Regions from separate parts of the Homo sapiens genome. Here region 1 is linked to region 2. Evidence: chromatin contacts called from ENCODE Hi-C or POLR2A ChIA-PET data. All regions are on one chromosome and are shown on one strand. Each heading gives the region's core, a stretch centred on a gene start or an enhancer-like site at or near the end of the contact. The rest is flanking DNA. Distances are from core to core; before and after follow the strand shown. Region 1 has its middle 340 kb from the start of LINC01091. Region 2 overlaps LINC01091 (long intergenic non-protein coding RNA 1091).

The links. Hi-C counts contacts between places; a loop is a spot of excess contacts on that map. ChIA-PET counts read pairs that join two places held with the same protein, here RNA polymerase II (POLR2A). Pooled maps may share reads with other maps.
Region 1: a map of heart right ventricle shows a loop between it and region 2 (1.9-fold over the local background). The contact joins two enhancer-like sites. A Hi-C loop is called at or near these places in 13 of 168 maps with a recorded cell type or tissue (Caco-2, Calu3, HCT116 and 8 more), 1 of 37 single-sample maps with no recorded cell type and 5 of 50 pooled maps. POLR2A ChIA-PET finds 5 or more read pairs at or near these places in 2 of 52 experiments (A549 and HEK293).

Annotation. Positions count from the first base shown.
Region 1 is chr4:123,983,554-123,989,359 of GRCh38, reverse strand. No RefSeq gene overlaps it. Among named protein-coding and RNA genes, the nearest start is that of LINC01091, 340 kb to the right of the region's middle. Within about 2 kb of position 2,824, at least 14 of the 41 ENCODE cell types and tissues checked have a DNase peak (open chromatin) inside an H3K27ac peak, as active enhancers do; they include heart left ventricle and heart right ventricle, where a contact is called at or near this core.
Region 2 is chr4:123,785,480-123,791,284 of GRCh38, reverse strand. All of the region lies in intron 3 of LINC01091 (long intergenic non-protein coding RNA 1091), which reads right to left. Among named protein-coding and RNA genes, the nearest start is that of LINC01091, 140 kb to the right of the region's middle. Within about 2 kb of position 4,169, at least 14 of the 41 ENCODE cell types and tissues checked have a DNase peak (open chromatin) inside an H3K27ac peak, as active enhancers do; they include heart left ventricle and heart right ventricle, where a contact is called at or near this core.

The DNA.
Region 1 (5,806 bases), core at 1,575-4,074, 200 kb before region 2:
AGGAAGTGATGTAAAGAAACAGACTGATTGGTTATAGCTCCGTGTTTGTCTTACTTGGGCATGGTGTGATGAGGCATTTGTCTGATATGGACATGATCTAACCAGCTGGTAGCCTATGATTGGCTGAAGCTCAGCTGCTGTGATTGGCTGGGACTAAACTATTTGTTATAAGAATATATTCAAGTTAGGTTGCAGTTTGTTTGCATACTAGGTTAGGTTGCAAGTCACATTACAAAAGCAGCTTTAGGCCAAATTTAGTTATTTAACAAGAGGGATGACTTGAATTTTCAAATTAGAAAGGCTCACTGAGTTCCAGGAAGGTCTCTGAAAAAAAAGACACATGTTAATATTGCATATATCCTGATAAAACCCTGAATTCCAAGGAAACATCGTAATACGCCTCCAAACATAAAGAAGTGGTTATTTACAAAGGAATACAGAAAATAATATTTCACATTGACCTTATCTGCAATACAGGAAATGAGAAGAGAATTGAACATTTGGCAGCATGAAAAAAAAAAAGATATGTATCAATATCCAAGGATTCAAAAATGTTTTTAAAACAGTATACTCCATTGGAGATAATTGCTAGATAAAGGATTCTAATCAAACAAAAATAATAATAAGTAGAACAGAAACCTCAATAAAGGAGAAAATAAGAGGAGAAATTATTGAGGGCACAGATTTTGAAATTAGGGACGACCCCATTTAACTAATTTGGGGCCACTGGGATATAAACAAATGAAATGTGTTCAACTTTTCTCTTAACTCTTTTTAGAGAAATGTGTTTGCCCTGGGCTTCATCTTTCATTCTGCTAGATGGCTATAAAATGGAAAAATTAGAGAAACTTTGAAAGTCTTATGTTGAGGATAAGAGAGTTGCTTCATAAGCCATGAGCTAATCATATCTGGACTATTACTTGAAAGATAACTAAACTATACTGTTTGATTCTCTGTATTTAATGTCTCCTTGAAACAGCAGCTTAGCTCAACTAATATACTATGCTGAAGCATATAAAATTGCTGATGTTCAATGTGTTAACCTTGGCAAAATGGCAATTTAAATTTCTGTATGTTAAACTTGAAAAGCTCCTGTATCTGTTCTGGTCTCACTGTTTTCTTCAAAGAGACTTTGAATGAGGCCCTACAGCATGAGGCCCTACATTATTCTTTCAATACAGGAGGATTTCTTTGTAAACAAGAAGTGAGTAAACAAAAATAATGGTGGAAAGGAGAAATAACACAGTCGATTATATTCCGTCAGAGGGTATAAGGAGGGTCGGGCTTTGAATATTCAGAGGACTTTGTTTTCTCATATTTGCTTCAAAAATAGGAGAAATTTTTTGCAGGTATCTTTGTGTTGTCTGTTCTTCCTTCTTGTTCTGCTCTTGTGGTTTTTTTCCCCTTTGTATGCTTTGATTATTTTTTCAAGGTGTTGGGGGTTACTTATTTGTAACCAATTTTGAAGCCTAAGGTTAAGGCAGATGCCTCCAAAAAACATTCACGTTTGTTTCTGCCAGGTACCTGGAAACACTACCAATCATTTAAATAATTAAAGAATTGCTGAAAATTAAATCACAGTTTACACTGCATGATAAATACAGATAGTGTTAATTGTTGTTATAAATCCATGAGACAGCTGGCAGTCATTACAACATCTCAGGAAGTTGTTTTTTCCTCTAGCTTGGCTCAGGGTTGAGGCCAATTTCTTTGCACTCTTCTGGGGTGAGACGGATGGGGATAGTTTAATTCCTGTTCACCTTTATCCTGAGGATATAGCTTTTTGCTACTTCAGCTTTCAGGGAAGAGCTGCTACTTGACTCCTCGCCCTGGGCAGACCCTGAGCCTTGACTTCAGAACTTTATGTTCTAGTGGAGACCTCAAAACTGAAGGTCAAGTTTACCGAGTTCAACAAAGGCTTTCAGGATAAAAATGGCTTCAGTAATTGCCTTACTGCTCCAGGTTCCCGCTTTTTGTTAGAAGTTGTCCTGTGAAGCCTTTTAATGTTCCCACTTATTTGGTGCTTTCAATAATTTTTTGAAAACTTTTACCCAGTATTTCTTATTTGTTTCCAATGGGAATGTTGATTCAGATCACCTAATCAGCTATATTACCAGAAATAAAAGTCATCAGTAAATGTAAAATAATTATTTTCAACTATTACATTTGCAAAAGTATTGTGGAAGTTAGAGATGGATGTCTCTGGCACATTGATGTTTACACCACTTCACCTGACCATGCCCCTCATTATTTTATTTATATCATCTGATTCACATGGAGACTCATGAGCCAACTTGAACATGTCCACAAGGTTCAAATAGTATTTTTGAAATTAAAATTCTTGGGTAAGCACTCAATGGCTCTTGATTTCCAGACATTTTATTGGATACTTGAACTCCTCTACTCTACATCAAGACATTTCTTTATTTCATATCAAACCAAACCTCCAAAATTTGTCTCAAATACTTTTTGATTGATGACTGAAATCTTTCAAAGACAGGAATTTGAAAAAACGCACAAAGTAATTATAACAGGAAGAACAATAAAATGAGAACACATCTCAAACTATAAGTACAAAGGAATGTAGATCCTGGTCTCAAAAATATGTAGTACAAAGTTAAAATATTAGTCAAAGATCAGGAATGCAAAACAGTCTTGTTGTTTCTGTGAGTACAATGTGAAAGTTATAGTCTTTGCACAGCCTTTTTCTTTCCTTTTTCATTAGTTCTTACTTTGAGAGAATGTACAAAAGAAATTCTTTGCTCATGATGTCTACTTCATGGACTGTTAAGAGCATTGGCATCACAGAGGCAAAACGTACTATAAAACATTCCTTTGTATTTTACATAGTTCCATGGGAAGGAACTTATGCAAATTATAGTCACAGACAAAACATATCCTGGTGACATCATGATTTCACTGAAAACTTTCCAACACTAAAAAAAAAACATTGTTTTTTTTCCATCATTACCATCCCCACCAGTGGCAACAGGCACATCCAGCTGTTGTTTGTACAGAGAGAAGGCTGTTGAAGCCCCGCCCTATTTTTGCTGGTCTCATCCTTCAGCATATTTTCAGAATGCTAAAATTATTTCCTCATGTTATGACCAAGGCTGGAGTTCTTTGTTCTATAACTTCTTTCTGATTAAGATTTTTCAAGAAGTTATTAAGAATAATAAACAAATAATTCAGAGCAAATATTAAGGAATACACATATCCTTGCTTGCCATCCTGACAAAATACTAATCAGCTGCAAGCTGTTATAAAAATGAATACATAATTAAAATCATAAGCCAAATAAATTAAAGCCAATAAGAATTTCATCATAATAACCTATATCAAATTCAAAACAAGATTTTTAACTGATTTTGGTAGGAAAACCAAAAATGTCACACTTCCTAGCTTCATCATTGTGGTTTTAAGCAGAAATTATTTTGGCCAGGCAGGTTAAATATAGTGAATGCAATTATTATTTTCTTCTTAGAGGAAAATATTGGCACCAGTGCCATCATTATTATAGTGCCTAGTAACAAAATCTTCACCACTTCTGCCAAAAACACTGAAGAAAGGTAATGGAAATGCAGAAAAGTGTTTTCTGAATATATATAGGGCTGGTATTTGGCACTATACCCTCCAGGCACAGAAAGTTTCTGCGATCCCTAAAGCAGGAGACACAAGTGCCTAATATAGTGTTGGGTAATATTGTTTTACCATATATCTTGTCACATGGATAAATCATTCACCCTTAATTTGAATATGTAGGATTATTGGAGAAAAAGATTGCTATGTTATCTCATAGTCATCTTTTTGCATAGTCAAAATCTCTATCTGAAAATAACCATGAGTCTGATGCCAAAATATATTTTTCACTAGACATGTATTATATAGCAATTAATTGGGCTAAAATTCAGAAGGTGAATTTCTATTCCAAGCCTCTTAATTTGCTAATTTCTTTAAATAACCATCACAGTGATAACTTAGTAACAATGTGTTGAAGCTGAGTTAGAAGACTCAGCTTCAGGCGGAAATACTAAAATATAAAATAAATAAAAGCAGGGCTTAATCCCTGGTGTTCCTTTGGGCCTTGGGTCAATTTTCTTAACTTCTATTTGGCTTCTTTTTCTGTAAAATTAGAGAATTAGACTTAATATGGTGGCTTTCCAATTCTTTTGGAGCAACCACCCTTCGAAGTGCCCTGACAGAAATGCTCCAACAGCAGAGCTGCTGTGTTTGAAGGGGAGTGGCTATCAAAGCCCCGCTGTGGGCCCTGCTTCCCTGCAGCAGCTGCTGATGATGCTCCTGAGCACAGTTTGATAAACAATGTGCTAGGCAACGAAAAGACTCTGGACCCATTTATAATTTTACAAGCAGAAAAGAAGTAAGGAAGGGAGGGGGGAGGTAGAGAAATAAAAAAAAAAAAAAAGATGTCAAATTTGTGCTTATCTCAAAGTTTAAAATACTTTCTTAAATTTACTCATTCCAATATTTTGAAACAATGGTTGAAATTTTTTCACTGCCATTTTTTCCAAGTTATTTTCTCATAAAATAGAGCTGGAAAGCTTTTATTTTCTCTGTGCTGTAAGTATTTTCATTATATCTATCCCAGGGAGGCAGTTGTGGTAACACTACTTGGTGCAAGCCAACATCTTTTTCTCCCTCTTTCTTTCTAGCAAAGCTGATTTTTTTCAGCATGGTTATGTGCCCAGTTCAAACTAATCACTTCCCCAGGTACTTCAGCACGTTGAGATAGTCTCGAGGCAGATTTATGGCCAATCAGATGAAAGCAGAAGACTACTAGATGAAGTCTCTGGAAAGCTATTGTTTGCTTAATTTTTGAAAAGATTCATTTTTGTTGTTGTTGTTAATTTGTTGAGTGAATTGTTGGCATAAATCCTTTGCCCTTCATCCTTCCTACTTATTTCTGGATGGACTATGGGCATGATTCCAGAAGCAGAAGAAAATATTTATTTGCATATACAACATACATACCTACATATTTGCATATACAACATACTCAATGATGAGTAACTTAGAAGGATGGTTAGAATTAGGGGTTTATGTACCTAACCTAGTAGGAAAAAGGAGGGGGGAAAGGCTTCTATGGTTTCTTTAGTTAAGACAAATGGGTTTTTTATATTTTACTGATTTAGATTTGCTTCCTGGCATCACTATTCTTTTTATATACACCATCATTATAACACATACAATATTGCTTTTGAGCCAAAAAAAAAAAAGTTGGAATTTAGCAGCTTTGAAAAACTGGGTAAGAAAATGGAAGAGTTAGGGAAAGAGACAGGGTGTTATCTCTCTCTTATCCACTTGACATTGGCTTCCTTGGAAAGAAAGTATAGATATAGAAAGTCAATAACTGACTCTGTAAAGCAACCATTGGATTTCTGGACAATGCTTTTACAAACTTGGGCAGTGAGTTCCTAGCTAGGAATCATAATCATCTCATAAGACCTATGAAGATCATGTTGGACTGAGGAAACTTCAACCTACCTGAACTCAAAGCTTTAAATTAAATTTAAAAAGAAAGAAGTTAACTTATAGGTGTGAAATAAAGTGAATAAAGTGAAGGACATATAATAATTCTCAAAAGAAAATAATATGAAATAATACAAAATAACTATATGTGTTTTTGGTTGATATACCAATGTAAAGTGTATTGATAAGAAGAAAAAAAACCTTGATATTTTAATGTAAAGTATTAAATACAATGAATTTGGTGATAACAATCAGATCATATTTCTCTAAAATATTTAGAGACTAGAATATTTTTCTGAAAGACTATACTTTTTTTAAA
Region 2 (5,805 bases), core at 2,920-5,419:
AACTCTATGGGTCAGAGAAAAATTGTTGGTATTGTTATTAGACCTGGCATCAGGGTCACTTCAGTATTATGCTTCAGTTCCTTGCTACACAAGTTTGGTGCACAGACCAGCAGCATCAGCATCTCCTGGGAGCTTGTTAGATGTGCAGAATATCTGGGTGCCACCTCAGATCCATTAAATCTCCACGGATTTGCAGATGCAGTAAAGTTTGAGAAGCTGCTGTAATTTACAAAGCTAAACATCCCTAGCAAGTTTTTAACACATACTATGTGGTTGCAATAAATGTGTAAGTTGATATCCTGCTCTTTTTATTAGTAGGAAACATGGGGATATCTTCAGAGCACCTTTGGTCCTATCTGGTCCATATGAAGTAATGGAAGAAGAATGTTCTGGCAGCAGAAACCATGGAGGCTGGAGGCAAGCTTTGCTCTGTTACCCTCATCTGTTGGCAGCTGCTTTCAGACTGCAAAAGTGAACTTTCTGGTTTCAACCTTCACATCATGTTATAGTCATTAACAGCAGAACGATATCTGGACTCCACATAGGCACAGTATCAACACTTGGCTATGCATTATGATATAAACACAAAATCAAACCTAAGGGATGTTCCATATAATTGCTCCAAATGAAAAAAATGCCCAGGCACAATTCTTTACTGGGCATTTCTATTACAAAGATATATAGAAAGATCTTTTTCTCCATAGCAACAGTCCAATAATTTTTTCATGTTTATTTTATACTTTGGGATGTAAAAAAGAGGATAAAGGTGTAGAATGAATGTACTGGTGATACCTATAAGCCAGCCATATCACCTAGAATGAAAGAATTGTGACAATTGATAAGTAATCAAATTAAGTATCCTGTTTGGTTCGTGTCCACAGGAATGCAATTCATTAAATACTAGTGGGTATGTAGCCCCATGAAAGCTGGTGCCATGCCATCAGCCAGGGTTCTAGCCTTCTGGCTCATATTTGGTAACAAAGAAAGAGAATTTCTGTAATTCCAACAGCAAAACCTAGTGGAAAAATTGCAAGTTTTCTGCCTAAAACTCTCCCAGCCAACCTAAATACAGAATAGCATGCAGTATGTATTTCTGCATAATTTTTAAAGACCATAAAAGGTGTCATAATGGAGTTATAAGGGAGATCAAGAGAGATTTAAAATTATAACAAAACTCAACCATTGTGGAAGAGAATGTGGCAATTCCTCAAGGATCTAGAACCAGAAATACTATTTGACCCAGCAATCCCATTACTGGGTATATATCCAAAGGTTTATAAATCATTCTACTATAAAGACACATGTACACATATATTTACTGCAGCACTATTTACAATAGCAAAGACTTGGAACCAACCCAAATGCCCATCAATAATAGACTGGATAAAGAAAATGTGGCACATATACACCATGGAATACTATGCAGCCATAAAAAAGAATGAGTTCATGTCCTTTGCAGGGACATGGATGAAGCTGGAAGCCATCATTCTCAGCAAACTAACACAGGAACAGAAAACCAAACATCGCATGTTCTCACTCATAAGTAGGAGTTGAACTGTGAGAATACATGGACACAGGGAGGGGAACATCACACACCGGGGCTTGTCAGTGGGTGGGGGGCAAGGGGAGGGGGAGCATTAGGACAAATATCTAATGCATGCGGGGCTTAAAACCTACATGGCAGGTTGATAGGTGCAGCAAACCACCATGGCACACGTATACCTATGTAACAAACCTGCATGTTCGGCACATGCATCCCAGAACTTAAAGTAAAATAAAATAAAATAAAATAAAATGAAAAATTATAACAAAACACATTCTAGTCCAGCAAAAATAGTAGCCTGGTCAAGGCCACGTCATAATAAAATATTTTTCCATCATCCCCCATGTATTGAGCACCTTTTTTTCCTCTGGGTTTTCTCATTCAAAATGTGAATACTATATGTGGGATTTTTTTCAAAAATTTCCACATTGGCTTTTCCCCACTGGTTTTGGTGGCCTCGTTAAATTAAGAGAAAACAATTGTGGGAAACAAATAAGAATGTGTATCAACTTTCAACCTGTATATGTATCTATCAACCCATGCCTAAGTATCTATAGCTAACAATATCAAGAAAGGTGCACAGAAAAAAAATCAGACACCAGAGCCCATGAAAACTTGGTATATATAATGTTTGGTTTTCATAAAAATTTGTCTTTCTAATTCCCCTAACTCTAGCCCATAGTTACTTTTTCTATAGCTCTTATACTGGAATACATACCTTAGGTTACTATATGTGTTAAGACATTCACTGGGCAAGAATTATGTCTTTTAAATTTTTCCTACTGCATAAGTTAAGAGTTTGGTAAAGTGTACACAAAAGCAGTCAATGAGCACTCATTTTTGAAAGATGCATGAAACTCTTATAATTTTTTGAGGCATGAATTTAAAAGGAAGTTCTTTATATGAAGACAGAGGGTTAAGTGTGTGTAAAGGAGTAGAACTGCTATTGCTCAATGAACAGTATGACCAGCCCATCTAATTTAACTGTATTTATTTGTATAAAGGATACTGAAAGCAAATTCTTGGCCTGAGTTGCTTGAAGTCCTGGACCTTCAGGGCACCCATCAAGAGGGAAGAACTTGTCCTGCCCCTTATCCTTGTTGGCTTTGACCTAATCAGGGAAGGTGCTGACCCTCTCACTGGGCTTGCAGGCAAATTTCCACCTGTACTCATCATACACACTTGTCCACTACTCTGAAAATATGGAGAGAGATAGAGACAGAGAGAAAAAGAGAGCAGTAGATAGAGGGAATAGCCACTACCTCCCACACTACTTAGCAGTATAGTTTAAGAGACTTAGCTCAAGCTGTACTACCTTTGTTAATGCCATCAAGAAATGTCTATCTCAAGCTGCCTTTATCTTCATAGCTTTTTCCTTAACTACAATATCAATTTTTTGTTTTATTACGCATGCCAGTTGGGCTTGGTTTATTTAGCCTTCTCAGGAAAATGTACACTACAATACCACAGAACACACTGAACTTCCTAGTAAGTACTGTTCAATTCTGATGCTTCATTTTTCCTAATACGCTGTCTTATTCAGTTGCAAGAAAAGCAGTGGGTAGGGTAAACAATCTTTAACCACTTCTCTGAATTTTGAAAATGATTTTAAATTATTCCCTGCTAATTTGGGGGGAAAATTTTAAGTAAAGTACTAAAGAACTTCTAAAACTCACCCGGCAGTGAATTTTCAAAATAAGAGAATCACAGAGCCACTACCAACTTCACAGTAGATGTGTATAAGTTCTTCTCAGAAGGTTGACTACCTCTGGCATTGCTAAATCAGGAGGGGACAGCCCACAATTCTCCCTTTGGCAGCAAGCACCTACACACAGTCATCAGTACAAAAAAGGAAAAAATGAAAACATCCTCTGTTTTGCCAAAAGATTGTCTCAGTGTCTCCTCCATCCAGGGACCCCTACATCTTCTTGAGTCCAGGCCCCGCCTGTTTAATTCCTTAGTACTGGAGAATTCTTGCTAGCGTATAGCTTTTTCTAGGGACTTGACCTTTTCCTTTCTAACTAATGACACCCAACACCACCTTACTCTATGAATTCAGTGTCCTTCCTTTAGTCTGTCTAAAGCCAAACATACCCTCCAAGCCCTTTCTGCCAATTCATCCTCTTTGTTCTTTTTGTCTTAATCATTCCTGCTCTCCTGCTGCCCCAGAGCATCCGCATGCCATGAATTTGCACTCTATAAGAACTAGCTCTTCCCACACAAAAGACATTGCATGCTTTTCAGAATCAATCAGACACAAATTATTTAAAGAGTCCATGTAAATATACACTCCAATATTAATGGAAAAGTGGTGTCACTGCTAAGACTTCTCCAAAGACAAATTTGTAGTGAAAAGCTTTAAAAGGCGAGAATGAATGAAAAAGTTTTTACTATATTAGGCTCATCTGGCCACAAAGAGGTTGAAACTCAGCTGTGAAACAGGCCATCGGGTAGTGAACACTCCACTTTCTTTTCAAGTCCACTTCTGTGGCCACCAATGACCACATAATGCCTACAGAAGGTTAACCCATGTCACTGACTGAGATTGGCACCGAGCCCATTGTCTGCTCCACTTGCAAATACCTTCTTAAACAACCTTATATGAGCAGTTCTCTTCTCAGGCTACTCTAGCACAGCTGTGGCCAGCTGCACTCAGCCTTCAGCCCAGCCATGGATTATATACCAGATGATTCCTGTTCATTGAAAATACTGGAAACAACAAGGAATACATCACACTGCCGAGAAATTGGATCCACCCAGAGAGACCAAAGGAAAGCTATGACATTTGAGGAACAGGCAAACATTTCTCCTGCAAGCATTTACTGAAGCAGGTATATTAGGAGGAAACTAATCCATCAGATTCCCAGACACACATTTATTTTCTGGTTCCTTTGTTTTTAATTTTGTTTCTTTCTGGTTGAGTTCGGGAGGTGGGGGGAGTTTAGCAGAAGGAAAAACTCCTCATACTTTATCCAGTATGTTTTCTTTTCTTCTCTGTCCAAGACTATAAAAACAAGTTTGGATACTCCACCGGAATGCTGTCACAGTTCTGAATTTGGAAACTGATATTACCATGTCCGTAAAGGACAAAGAATGGAGGCTCCAAATGTTGTAATGAGTAACGCTTTTTAAAACTCAGAAAACTGACCAACATCTGAGAACTAACTTGATCCAGCCAAATATTTCTGGGTATAAGAAGAGGCAATGATAATTAGAATTGCTGCTTGTAGATAGGTAGTTTAAACTACACACAGTAGCTGGATGTCTTCAAGGTAAAAGCAACTGAAGAGCATTAGTGTTCAAGTATCATTAACCTCTCCAAAACGTTTCTTGGCAAACGGTTCTGAAGGCCTTCACTGAGTTTCTGTCATTCTTCCCCTCCTTCTGTTCTATGTCTTCCCACACTCAGTGAGTGGAACATTTGGATCATTTTTAAATTGTGTGAGGGAAGAGACCAAGAAAAAAAATAATTGAAGAACAGGGCAACTCTCTAGTAGTAATAAATATTTAACTTGAAAAATGCCTAAGAATAAATATCATCTATATAGGCACATACAAGACTGTGGCACTCCTCTTTTGTTCACATGTAGGATCTTAGAAAAAATAACCCCAATATTTTACTATGAAAGATTATAGGTACCTATGTTTTGATTCACTTTTTTCCAACGTACCTGACTTTAAAGTTTTCCTTTTCAAAGAGCCAAGTGAACTCCTGCATCTTGTCTCCCTTCTTGCTAATTATTTAAAGAGATGACTCCAACGCCATGTTTGAAAATGTAAGAACCTTTTATTACTAAGGGTCAATATTCAGAGCATGGCAACACAGTTTATTTCATGATACTTCTTAAAATTCTTTTCCCACTGACAAATTTGGCCCTTTCACAGAGGCAGGATCATTGAGTTTCTGGAAGGAAAACGCCTTGGGTTTGCCAAGAGTTTCCCCTACTGGGCTGATGACACCTCCTAAAACTACGGAGAGGAAAATGCTCTGCAGGTCAGGCAGCAGGAGTTGAGGTCCCAACTGTGTCTCAATTTGAAAGACTGAGTCAGGCACGCAGCTGCCAGGTGCCTGAGGAATCTGAATTGTTTTGCAACATTAAAGTCATTGTGAATGAGGGGAACTGGTCATGCTGAAATGATGCTACTGTTTCTGTGGAATTTTAGTGATGCCCAGAGCAAGTTGAAAATCCATTTGCCATTCCTTTTTTTCCTAATTCCATTCTTCACCTGCAATGTGTCTCAGGGCATTAGAAAGTGTTTTT